Regions from separate parts of the Homo sapiens genome. Here region 1 is linked to region 2. The links are chromatin contacts, found by Hi-C or POLR2A ChIA-PET in ENCODE. All regions are on one chromosome and are shown on one strand. Each heading gives the region's core, a stretch centred on a gene start or an enhancer-like site at or near the end of the contact. The rest is flanking DNA. Distances are from core to core; before and after follow the strand shown. Region 1 overlaps LOC105374408 (a long non-coding RNA gene). Region 2 has its middle 180 kb from the start of LINC02513.

The links. Hi-C counts contacts between places; a loop is a spot of excess contacts on that map. ChIA-PET counts read pairs that join two places held with the same protein, here RNA polymerase II (POLR2A). Pooled maps may share reads with other maps.
Region 1: a map of Calu3 shows a loop between it and region 2 (2.9-fold over the local background). The contact joins two enhancer-like sites. A Hi-C loop is called at or near these places in 5 of 168 maps with a recorded cell type or tissue (Calu3, MCF 10A, PC-9 and 2 more), 1 of 37 single-sample maps with no recorded cell type and 4 of 50 pooled maps. POLR2A ChIA-PET finds 5 or more read pairs at or near these places in 2 of 52 experiments (AG04449 and PC-9).

Annotation. Positions count from the first base shown.
Region 1 is chr4:38,233,991-38,240,164 of GRCh38, reverse strand. The region is part of intron 1 of LOC105374408 (a long non-coding RNA gene); the gene reads left to right. Among named protein-coding and RNA genes, the nearest start is that of LINC02513, 130 kb to the left of the region's middle. Within about 2 kb of position 2,869, at least 5 of the 41 ENCODE cell types and tissues checked have a DNase peak (open chromatin) inside an H3K27ac peak, as active enhancers do.
Region 2 is chr4:38,186,254-38,192,466 of GRCh38, reverse strand. No RefSeq gene overlaps it. Among named protein-coding and RNA genes, the nearest start is that of LINC02513, 180 kb to the left of the region's middle. RefSeq lists enhancers at 2,741-2,910, 5,083-5,252. Within about 2 kb of position 1,391, at least 9 of the 41 ENCODE cell types and tissues checked have a DNase peak (open chromatin) inside an H3K27ac peak, as active enhancers do.

The sequences.
Region 1 (6,174 bases), core at 1,620-4,119, 46 kb before region 2:
ACAAAATCTGCAATCCTGATGTAGACAAACATTTATTAGGCAAGACACAAAAACTATGAACCATGGGGAAAGACATTTATAAATTGGACTTTATCAAAATTAAAAACTTTGCTCCTTTCATCATTAATGAAAAGGCAGACCAAAGTTGGGAAGAAAATTTTTGTAATACATGTGTCTGACAAAGGACTTGAATCCTTCGTATATCCTTTTAATCCTTTGAATATCAAAAGAATTCTAAATTATAATAAAGTAAACAAACCAATAAAAAGTCAGCAAAAGACTTGACACTTTACCAAAGAAGATATGCAAAAAATTGTCATGCCTTGCTCAGTCCTGGCAAGAAGTTCATTGTCCTTCACACACGTGTGCACACTCACTCACTCACACACACGTATTCTTTTCCTTGACCACTAAAAGTTCGCCTGTCCTTCAAGGCTCTGTTTAAATATCCTTCTTCTTAAGTCATACTTTACCCTCAAGGTTCTTCTGTTCCTCTGTGTTACTTATTACTTTGTATGAGCCTTTATTATGAAACTTGTCTCATTCTATTATGATGATCTGTTTCGAGTCTGTTTCCTCCACTTGAATGTGAAGACTGTCTTCTTCATCTTGTTCTCTTCACCACCAAGCACAATGCCTGGCATAGAATAGATGCTAAATAAATGTCTATAAATAGAGGGAACAAAACATTTCTTCCTGAAATCTTGGAATGCAAATTATATCCCATTCCTATAATTTCTGTTAAATTAGGATTACTAGGGGAATAAGGAATCCTAGATCCATGAAATCAAACCATTTTAGAACTCAGAAGATCTCAGTTGTTTACAAATTGTATTCTGCAAACCTGAGAAGCCACCTGCAAAAGAGCCTCCTGCAAAGGCTGAGGTTCCTCTATAACCTCATTTTGGAGGTAATGCAGTAACAATGTCCAGGATTTCCTCTGTTGAGTCTTCTAAAAGTTACTTTTTAAAAATCCTCTTTTATTAGAAATTTAGATGTTTACCAAGTGATTGCTTCATACCTGTTATTAGAGGGCCCTCTGGCATGTTGGACTAATGATTTTGATGATCCTTTTCAGTCCTAACAATCTACTATTAGGTACACCCCAACCCCATTCCCCCCAAATCGACTGTGGTATCATTTTTTGTTTTTTTTTTTTGAGATGGAGTTTCACTCTTGTTGCCCAGGCTGGAGTGCAGTGGCACGATCTCAGCTCACTGCAACCTCCGCCTCCCGGGTTCAAGTGATTCTCCTGCCTCAGCCTCCCGAGTAGGTGGGACTACAGGCATGCACCACCATGCCTGGCTAATTTTTGTATTTTTACTAGAGATGGGGTTTCACCATGTTGGCCAGGCTGGTCTCAAACTCCTGACCTCAGGTGATCCGCCCACCTCGGCCTCCCAAAGTGCTGGGATTACAGGCGTGAGCCACTGCGCCCGGCCTGTTTCATTTTTATTCAAAGCTAAAGTATTATGTTGGTGCAAAAGTAATCGTGGTTTTTTCCATTAAAAGTAATGGCAAAAACCGTGATTACTTTTGCACCAACCTAATAATAAATAGTGTATAAAGCAGATGACCTTTCTCCTTGAGGTTCAGAAATTCACTACCTTCCACTGGTCTTCAGACACACTCTTCTATGTTGCCACAGAATGCACCATGACCTCTGTTGTGCTCCTTCAATCCAACCCCCGCTAAGCACCTCTTCACATCTGTCTCTATCTCACCTCACTGATTCGGATATAAACACTAGAGAGCTAACATTCTGCAGGAGAGACAAGAAAGTACTCTCTGTGGGTTAAAAAAAAATTGTTTTCATACCATAAAGTAATACACCTCCACTGTAGAAATGTAGGGAATTTGGATGAGAAAAAAATTGAAATTACTTTTAGTGCTACATTACACAGTGGATCACTTTTAATCATTTCACAGCAATCTTGCCAGTCTTTCTGTATGTAAGTGTGTGTGTAACCAAAATGGGATCATAGTGTTGTAGAGTCTCTTTCTTCTGCCTTAAACCACATATTGGACATATTCCAATGATGTTAAAATTCATCTCTAACATTTATTTTTATATTTAGCAAAATATCTCTAACAATCCCCTACCATTGAGCAGAGAGGTTATTTCTAATTTGAAGCCATTATAACAAACTCTACAATGAAAATCCTATTTCCTACAGCTCTAAGAATTGTCCTCATTATTTCTTTAGCATAAATTCCTTGAAGTAGAATTCTGCATCAAAGGGTATGTTAAAAATTTGAAACAACTTTTATTTTTATTCCGCAACATTTAATATTTTTTATTATTTTACTATTATTATTATTTTTGAGACAGTCTCGCTCTTTCACCCAGGCTGGAGTGCAGTGGCATGATCTCTGCTCACTGCAATCTCCACCTCCCTGGTTCAAGTGATTCTCCTACCTCAGCGTCCCGAGTAGCTGGGATTACAGGCACCCGCCACCACGCCCGGCTAATTTTCGTATTTTTAGTAGAGATGGGGTTTTGCCATGTTGGCGAGGCTGGTCTCGAACTCCTTACTTCAGGTGATCCACCCACCTCGGCTTCCAAAAGTGCTGGGATTTCAGGTGTGAGCCACTGCCCCCAGTCAACATATAATATTTTAATGTAGGTTTTGCAAGAGGCTTCCACTAGCACACACAGCTCGTCTTGGATTTTGGACTGTGCAAGTTTCTGGTTAATTAAATAATTTTGGTTGTTGAACTCATGGTTGCCAAATATGTATATGCTGTAAATGAATCATCCAGCATGGATTTTTCCTTCCACCAAAAGTCCCCAGCAAGTTGGCATTTCCTGTGAACTGTTTCACTCTAACTTAGCTAAGGTTGCTCACATCTGGCCCTTCCTGTTTTCTACCTCCTAGTGGATGTGTGTGCTTTGAATCACGCTGCCCTCGATTGCTAACTCTCCTTTGGCCAGATCCTGCCTTTAAATCCAGGAGCATTTGTCACTAGCAAGTCTTTCATTCATTCTTCTTTGCCAGTTTGTAACACCTTGTCATTAGGTGACCTTGGTCAATTTCAACAAGGTGTTTGTATCTTATAGGTCATTAATAAAGATTAAAGGGGCAACGCCCAAGCTGACCTCCCTGGCCCCACCCATGCCCCACCTTGTCAGTTTCATCCCTGCGTTTCACGACACTTCCATGCTTTCTCATTTCAGCCCACATGACCACACATTTGGACTCCACCATCAGAACCCCCTGCAGTGCCTTAAGCAGTGAGCACACTGTGGAACTTGAAGACTCCACCTCCCATTTGATTTTCCTCAGGCTCATTTAAGAGCCCCCCCTCCCACGTACCTTTTCATATCCATTCTCCACCTTCCCTAGCTTGCTCTGTACCCCAGGAGGCTGGCTAGGAAGGGTGCCTCAATGGACTCCACAGCCCCTGCCTTCCAGTTAGGTTCAGCCTATAGGGAGCACTGTAGGAGGTGGGAGGGATGTTGGTGTGAGGTCAGGGTCCCTCACTCAGCTTCCTCCCCGGGTTGCTGCAGGATGGCTGAGTCCTTCTACTGAAGGCCCAACCTCTTTACACAGCTATCCCTCCAAAGTCTCCCACCCGCACACTCTCCTTGCCCTTTCAGCCCCAGGGGTGTGTGATGGTTAATATTAGGTGTCAACTGGGCTGTACTGAGGGATGTCTAGATAGCTGGTAAAGTCTTGTTTCTGGGTGTGCCTCTGAGGGTGTTGCCAGAAGAGATTGACACGTGAGTCGGTGGACTGGGAGAGGAAGACCCACAATCGATGTGGGTGGGCACCATCCAATTGGCAGCCAGCATGGCTGGAATAAAGCATGCAGAAAAAGCTGGAGGAGCTTCGCTTGCTGAGGTCTCTGGCTCTCTTTCTCCTTCCCACATAAAAGCTTGCTTCTGCTCCTCCTGCTCTTGGACATCAGGCTTCAGGTTCTCTGGCCTTTGGAATCTGGGAGTTGCAGCAGCTGCTTCACGGTGGGGGCTCTCGGGCCTTCAGCTGCAGACTGAAGGCTGCACTGTTGGCTTCCCTGGTGTTGAGGCTTTTGGACTTGGACTGCGCCACTACCGGCTTCTGTTTCCCCAGCTTTCAGGTGGCCTTTCGTGGGACTTGACCTTGTAATCGTGTGAGCCAATGCTCCCTAATAAACTCCCTTTCGTATATTCATATATCCCATTGGTTCTGTCCGTCTGGAGAACCTGACTAATACAGGGTAGGAACAGTCTCCAGTGGCTCCCCTACAACTCGCCCATCTCATGTGAATAGTCTATTAAACCCTCCTCCGTCTACTCAGTATGAGAGTGGCATCTGTTCTTTACTGGGATCCTGATACACCATATAATATGACCAGCTCTAGGATAATGCCACCACAGGGCTGGGCTGCACACAGTCCAAGCCCATCACCTCTGCCTCCAGACAAACTGCAGTTACCCCTAATCTGCCTCCCATCCTTCTCTCAGATCCACAAATGTTTAGTTCTTTTGGAGCTCTCACATTTGTTAATATAAAAGACTTAGAAACTCTTTTAACAAGAGTTATTTCAGATGTTTCAGAATTTTCCATTTATTCATTTAACAAATATTTATCAAGCGCCTCCTATGCGCCAGACACTTGAGCTAGACACGGAGCACACATCTATGAGCAAAGCAGACATGCTCTGTGCTGTGAGAATGTGCAGAAGCTGTGAAACTAGTGACCCAGAATGTTCTGAAGAGGCACAGCTTTTTGCAAAAAGAGTGCCTTTTATTATATGCATTTCAAATGGGTGAAAGTGTCTATTTTTTGCTGGGGGCTTAAAGTAATATTCCATGATATCCTATTTTTGTGGAAATCCAAGAAAATAGGAAGGCAGTTGTTCCTAAGAAAAGGAACATTTTGAAAGGGAGGGGAACCTTCATGTCCTTGTAATCAAAGGCTTGCCCCCAGCACCCAACAGTCCCTTCAATCTTGGCATGGCTGAAGCAGTGTTGTCACCTTCATGCCATCTGCCCTGCCTCTGCTCTTCCCAAGGCTGTTGTCTTCACACACCTGACCCATCCCAGCCTGTTAGGCAAGCTGTGCATGTCCCAAGATGCTCACATGTACCACCCAGGACCCCTTTTCCTCCCTGACATGGTCTCACTCCTAGCCAATTTCTTCTAGAGTTTACACCTTGGACATGGCTACCTTTACCACCACCACCTCTGGACCCATGAAATTGGTGCTTCTTCTAAACTTTCCAGGCTTTCAACTCTTGTTTATTCCCAGTGAGTATGTTTGAGCTTATCCTCTGGTTTTCTGTATCCCACAAAGGAGCCCCTCTCTTGGTTCTGGTCCCTTAAATCCCAATTCCTAACATAAGCTCTGGACTTTCTCTGTCTCCTCCACCAACTCTCAAAACTCAAGAGTTCTTTTCCAGTCAATTCTTATTAACTTTTCTTCAGATGCCTCAAGATCAGTCCCCTTCCTTTTCTTTCTTCTGTACTCTCCCTTTGTGCTTCCCTTTGTAACATTTTTGCTTCTCACTCTTCCTAAGAAGAGCTAAAGGAGGTCCTTGCCTTGAAAAACAGATGTTTTCCTGGGGAATTGTGTCATGAAGTTTTTATAACATTTGAAATTCAGTCAATATGTTTAAGATAATGATGTTGAAAATAGTAATAATAGCTTCCGATTACTATGTTCTCCACATACTGGGCAGTGTATTGAGAATTTTGTATGCATCAGCTCACTGAATTCCTATAGGAGACCTTGAAGTAAATATTCTCATTCTTCCCAGTTTACAGTCAAGGAAACTGAGTCTGAGAGAGGTGCAGGTGCAGTGGCCTGCCCAAGGTCGCACAGCAAGTGGTAGAGCTGGGACTCCAAGGCAGGCCTGCTCAATTCCAAAGTACAACTTCCTTTTTTTTTTTTTTTTTTTTTTTTTGAGATGGAGTTTCACTCTTGTTGCCCAGGCTGGAGTTCAGTGGCGCAATCTCGGCTCATTGCAACTTCTGCTTCCTGGGTTCAAGCGATTCTCCTGCCTCAGCCTCCCAGTCCAACTTTCTTGACTTCACCACTACACTAGTTGGAGGAATCCTGTTTTAATTCCTCTTAAAAGGAGCTTGTTCCTAGCATAGAAATATCCCCTCTTCAGCTACCCACTTTGTTAAGGTTAAACTTATATAACAAGCTTCCCTCTGAAGGGCACAGCCATCCTACTTTACCAGGT
Region 2 (6,213 bases), core at 142-2,641:
TCTGGAGGTCAGGAGCTACAAAGTGGATGAGGGACCTGACTCTTGTCTTATCCAAATGACTTTACCCATGTCATTCTCTCTAAATGGATATCCCTTTCTCCTGGGTCTCTTGGTGAACTCCTAGCCTTCTTTCAAATCTCCACTCAGGCATTTCGTCTCTGGGAAGCAATCCTCAGCATCTTGGGTAGACTCCGCAGATCTCCTCTGTGCTTTTGCTCGAGGACATCCACACTTCAGTACTGTGTGAGTCTAAGAGACAGGACCAACGTTCTTAACTTGTGAGTATCCCTAGCCTGTCTCCTCTCTCCTCACCATCGAAAGAGGCCTTTTCCCATTGGTTTTTGCCACTCTCCCTGGGGATAAAGATTTCCCTTGCAGAATTATTCTTTTCTGTAATATAGCATCAAAAGTTAGGGAGAGAAAAATGAAGAGGCAGAAGGAAAGGAGGATATTTAGTAGAGATGAAAGGCATGTGGACTCGGGCTAGAAAGATTTCTTTTCTCTCTACAAGGGTAAAGGGAAAAGTGCACAGGCCAGGGCAGTTTTCTGCAGCGTTTTGAGGAAAGAGTGCCAGGGCAGACTCAGGGTGTGAGGAAGTGGATAGAAAATGGAAGGAGGCTGAATTAAGGGTAGCCTGTGTAGATTCCATTTACAGAGTTTGAAAATACAAGGTTGGGCACAGTGGCTCACGCCTGTAATCCCAGCACTTCAGGAGCCCAAGGTGGGCGGATCATGAGGTCAGGAGATCGAGACCATTCTGGCCAACATGGTGAAACCCTGTCTCTACTAAAATACACAAAAAAATAAGCGGGGCATAGTGGTGCGCACCTGTAGTCCCAGCTGCTCGGGAGGCTGAGGCAGGAGAATGGCGTGAACCCAGGAGGCGGAGGTTGCAGTGAGCCGAGATTGCGCCACTGCACTCCAGCAGCCTGGTGACAGAGCAATACTCTGTCAAAAAAAGAAGAAGAAGAAGGAGAAGGAGAAAGAGCAAAGAACTTAAGTTTTTCTGAAATATCTTTCACTCCCTCTTTCTTTGACTGCTCTGGGACTATATGTTTTTGTTGGGTTACATTTTAGTCCTTCTCTAAAGTCCTTTGATTTTGCCCTTCTCAGTGTTGGGCACAGAGGCTGGCCCATGATATTATATAAGGTTGATGTAAAAGTAAATGCAAAATCGAGTAATGGCAAAAACCACAATTAACGTTTGCACCAACCTAACAGATGTGCAGACTGGGTTAGCCTCTCTCCTCCCTTCTTTCCTCTGTCAGTCTTGAGAAGCCCATCGTGCTGAAAGGGCGACAGCATGGATCAGGGGCTGACAGGACAACTGGAGGGAGAGAGGCCAATAAAACATCCCCCTAAGCCTCCCTGGACCGAATACCAGCCACATAGTGCTGATCTTGGCTGGAAGCCCACCATTTACCAACCCCCTACGGGCCTCTGGGGTATGGCTAATTAAAGACATGGTTACTCATTTCATTCCCAAGTCACTATTTAAGGAAGCAGAATCATGCCATTCCTACAAGGCCTCTGACCCTACACTAGAGGCAAACAATGCTAAGGCTTGTCCAAGTGGCTGTAAGTACAAGGCTATCCAAAGAGCACGGGAGGGGGCAGAGGAGGGGAGACCACAGGCCCCACAGCTGGGCCAGCTGCTGGACTGTCCCTTCTTCAATGTCCTCCTCTCTCCCTTTCCCCAAGGGGCCAGGATCTAGTGACAACCCCTCTATAACCAACCCCCCTGCCAGGGCAACTCCTGTGTTTTCTGGGCATACTCAGAGTCACACAGCTGACTCAGAAAAAAGCACCAAAACGATCTCCTTTTGAATTTCAACTAGCAGCAATTTGGAGCGTTTGGGATTTTTCAGTTATTCTTTAAGAAGTAAAGAAAAACATGGCTTTTAATCAACTAACTCTTGTTGAGATCTGCTCTATGCCAGGCCTGGTGCTAAGATGAGGAAGAACAATGTATGAAATGTAATTCCTGCCCTCAAAGAGTATCTAGTCTTATAGATGAAATAGACACATAAACAAATAAATTACACCAATGCGGAATAAGCATAAACGCAGATATGTACTAAGCACAGTACAGAGTAGGTGGTGATAACCTCTCACTGACAGGAGAAGAAAGGTATGCTAGAAATCTAAGGCGGGCTTTGAGGGGCAAATGGGAGTTCATCAGGTAACCAAGTGAGGGAAGAACATCCCCAGCAGAGAAAAATCCTATGCGAATTCATTTAGATCACAGAGAAATAGGTTGAACCTACTAGTTCCAGTGGGTCTCAAGCTTTTTTAACAAACAACTCTTAATACAAGATAAATGGGGAATGGGGATGCCTGTTCTGAAACATCCAGTGCAAGCATAAAATGTCTTAGACTGGCCAGGTGTGTTGGCTCATGATTATAATCCCAGCACTTTGGGAGCCCAAGGCAAGAGGATTGCTTGAGGCCACGAGTTTGCAGCTGCAGTGAGCTATGGATTCCACCACTGCACTTCAGCCTGGGTGATGGAACAAGAACCTGTATCTAAAAGTAAAAATAAAAATAATTGATTTTCATTTTTAATTATGCAAGTTATGCATCATGGTTTACAATATTCTCATGTATTATGATATTAAAATAAGGTTGTGCATTTCTAGTCAGTAAGTTTACTTGACTTTCCAAATGTACATTGTCAAATAAAATTGATACTCCACGGAAGAAGCAGCTCCATGTTGACCCCTTGGCTTCACATTTGCCTGACTCATCCCTGGGGTCAGAGAAAGTCAGTTTACACTGCAGCCTGAGAACTAAAAAGCCTCTAAAAGGGGTTGGAGAGCCAGGCTCAGTGACTCACGCCTGTAGTTCCAGTGACTCAGAAGGCTGAGGTAGGAGGATTGCTTGAGCCCAGGAGGTCGAGGCTGCAGTGAGCAGTATCTTGCCACTGCACTCCAGCCTGGGTGTCAGAGCAAGACTCTGGCTCAAAAAAAAAGAGGGGTGGTGACCAGAGACCAGAGCTTTGTCTCTGAATGTTCAAGTGACTTTTCACACTCATATTTAGGACTGTTGACCAGGTGTGACCACAGTCCCAGTATTTCCACTCCTCTGGAGGTTGAAAGTTTTTCCCCATTCCTGTTAGCCCTCTCTGACTACCACGCTGGTTGACTTGAGGAAGATGCCACCTGTGGGGTCAGGGAAGCCAATCAGGCAATGAAAGAGTGGGCAAGGGGAATCTCTCCCACAAAACCAGCATCCAGGGGCCTTCCAAGCTAAGTGTGCAACTGATAGCCAATCAGATGTAGGGCACCACTGGAGGTTTTAAAAAACCACCTCAAATGAGAGGTCATTGATTCTCCAATCCCAATGCTAGGTTACACCCCAGACCAATTAAGTCAAAACTCAGGGAGTGGCATCCAGGCTTAGAATGTATTAAACCTCCCTGGTGATTCCAATGTGCCAACAAATTTGTGAGTCAGTGAGCGAGGTCACTGTGGTTCTCAACCTGGCTGCACGGGAGAGTCACCTGAGGAGGTTTTTATACCTATGGTGGGGGAGCCACGCCCCAGCCCCATAGATCAGAATCTTCCGGGTTTGCGGCTGGGCAGCAGAATGGCCCTTAGACCCGGGAAGGGAGCCAGCCTATCCTGGCCTGTGCCCTGGGGCACCTTCCTTGAAATTTTCCAGGTTGCACATCCGTGCCTACACCTGCAGGAACTGTCAGAATCGTCCCCGGGGGCACCCTGAGCAAGGATCAGGATGCAGGTACCCACAGAGCTTGGTGACTCGTGCCTTTGCAATCGTCACGACTAGGAGGGTGGCCTGGGCCACTCCCACTGCCCAGAGCAATGTTTCTTGCATGAGAGGTGAGGCCACCAGTGGTGCTGATTTGGGGCAATTCACTCACATGGCGTATAGGGCATGTTCAGGGCCCTGGCTACAGACCATCCACCGCAGACCCCACTTGAGTCACATGTGTGGGTTGTGCATGGCTCTCGCCCTCCATGCTGGGATCCTCCTAAGGTCCTCCACACTGAGCAGTAGGGGCTGCGACATTAGCTGTGCACGCCTGATTGCGGCCACCCAGGCCAGCCACCCACACCTGCTGCAGGCTCCACAGTCTTCCCAGGGTGGCTGTCCAGTCCATTGCTCCTAAAGGCAAACAGACCCTGCGGGTCATTGTCCTCTCATCTCCCACAGATGCAGTGATGTCCCGCAGTCGCTGTCGGTCTCAGGCCGTGCCTGATGAGGGTAGACAGTTGCAGGAAGAGGCCTGCTCTTCTCACTCTTTCCACAAGCCACTACCCTACAGGCTGGTGGCACTGCCTGGCAGGCAGGAATGCAGTCCCTATGGAAATATACCACATTTCAGGAAGGTAGTAATTACTGCCTGGTGGATTCAGAACATGGTTGGAAGGTATCTGTATTAGTCTGTTCTCATGCTGCTAATAAAGACATACCCGAGACTGGGTAGTTTATAAAGGAAAGAGATTTAATGGACTTGCAGTTCCACGTGGTTGGAGAGGCCTCACAATCATGGTGGAAGGCAAGGAGGAGCAAGTCAAGTCTTATATGGATGGCGGCAGGCAAAGAGAGCTTGTGCAGGAAAACTCCCCTTTATAAAACCATCAGATCTCATGAAACTTATTCACTATCATGAGAATAGCATGGGAAAGACCCGCCCCCATGATTCAATTATCTCCCACAGGGTCCCTCCCACAACACATGGGAATTACGGGAGCTACAATTCAAGATGAGATTTGGGTGGGGACACAGCCAAACCATAACAGTATCCTACGTTTGTGCTAGAAAACTTTAAAGAGTAAGTTTCACATCACCAAAAAAGAATTATCCTTCACACTTTCTTGCATACTGGGAAAGACTTGCATTTTCTGTTCACCAAGGGGAAAGCACCTTTAACAGACCATTGAGAGCTGATAATCACATCGAACACACCAGATGAGACAGTTGACCCTTAACAATGAAACAACCCTCAAATTAACAGTATTGAGGCAAAGCAGAAACAAAATCTATTCTTTCAATACAAACTGTTCTGAAGAGCCCTGGCATTGTAATAACAGTGTTGCTATCTTTCTCTTACAGTAGGAGATATGAAATTAATCAGGAATGGTACATTTGATGATAAAGAACAGGAAGAGATTCTGTCTAAACCCCGCGAAGAATCTCTATGTGCACTAACTGGACAATACATAAATCATAAGTAACTCTCTTCTACCCATTCTAATTTTTCTTCAATGCATCACTGTACCTCATATGGGCCCATAAATTTTGTCATGCATTTTCTAGTCAGCTTATTTTTATAGATAAGTGCCCCAGCAAACAATGTGTACCGAGGACCCTGCACATGCTAGGGAAAATCCCACTGGGCATCTTGGGTATTTCTTTCAAAATCTTCCAGGTGATTTCCATTTTGTACCCAGGGTTGTGAGTCCCTATGCCAGAAGCGAGAAGGTGGATGTCCACATGTCAACCAGCTGGTTTCAGCCAGCGACAGAGAAGGGCTACAGGGAGTGTTACAGGTGGGACTGTATCCCCCTAACATTCATATGTTGAAGTCCTAACCCCCAGTAGCTCAGACGGTGACCTTATTTGGAAATAGGGTCATTGCAGATGTACAGATGCTCCTCAACTTACAATGAGGTTATGACCTGATAATCCCATCATAGGTTGAAAATGCTGTTAAGTCAAAAATGCATTTAATATACCTAATCTACTGGATGCCATAGTTTAGTCTACCTTAAACATTCTCAGAACACTTACATTAGTCTACACTGGAGCAAAATCACCTAACACAAAACCTATTTTATAATAATGTGTTGAATATCTCACGTGATTTATTGAATACTGAACCGAATGCATGTCACTTCCATACAATCATAAAGCAGAAATATTGTAAGTGGAACCGTCATTAGGTGGGGGACTGTCTGTAATTCGTTTCAAGATGGGATCATACTGGAGTAGGGTGGCTTCTAATCCAATACGAATGGTGGTGTTCTTATAAAAAGGAAGAAATATGCACATGCAGACATGCACACAGGGAGAATGCCAGGTGAACATGAAGGCAGAGATCAGGGTGATGTGTCTACAAGCCAAGGACTGCCAAAGATGGCAGCAAATCATCGGAAGCTAGGAAAAAGGCCCCGAACAGGTCCTTCCTTCACCACTCTCAGAAGGAACCAACCCCTCTGCTACCTTGGTCTCTGACCTCCTGGCCTC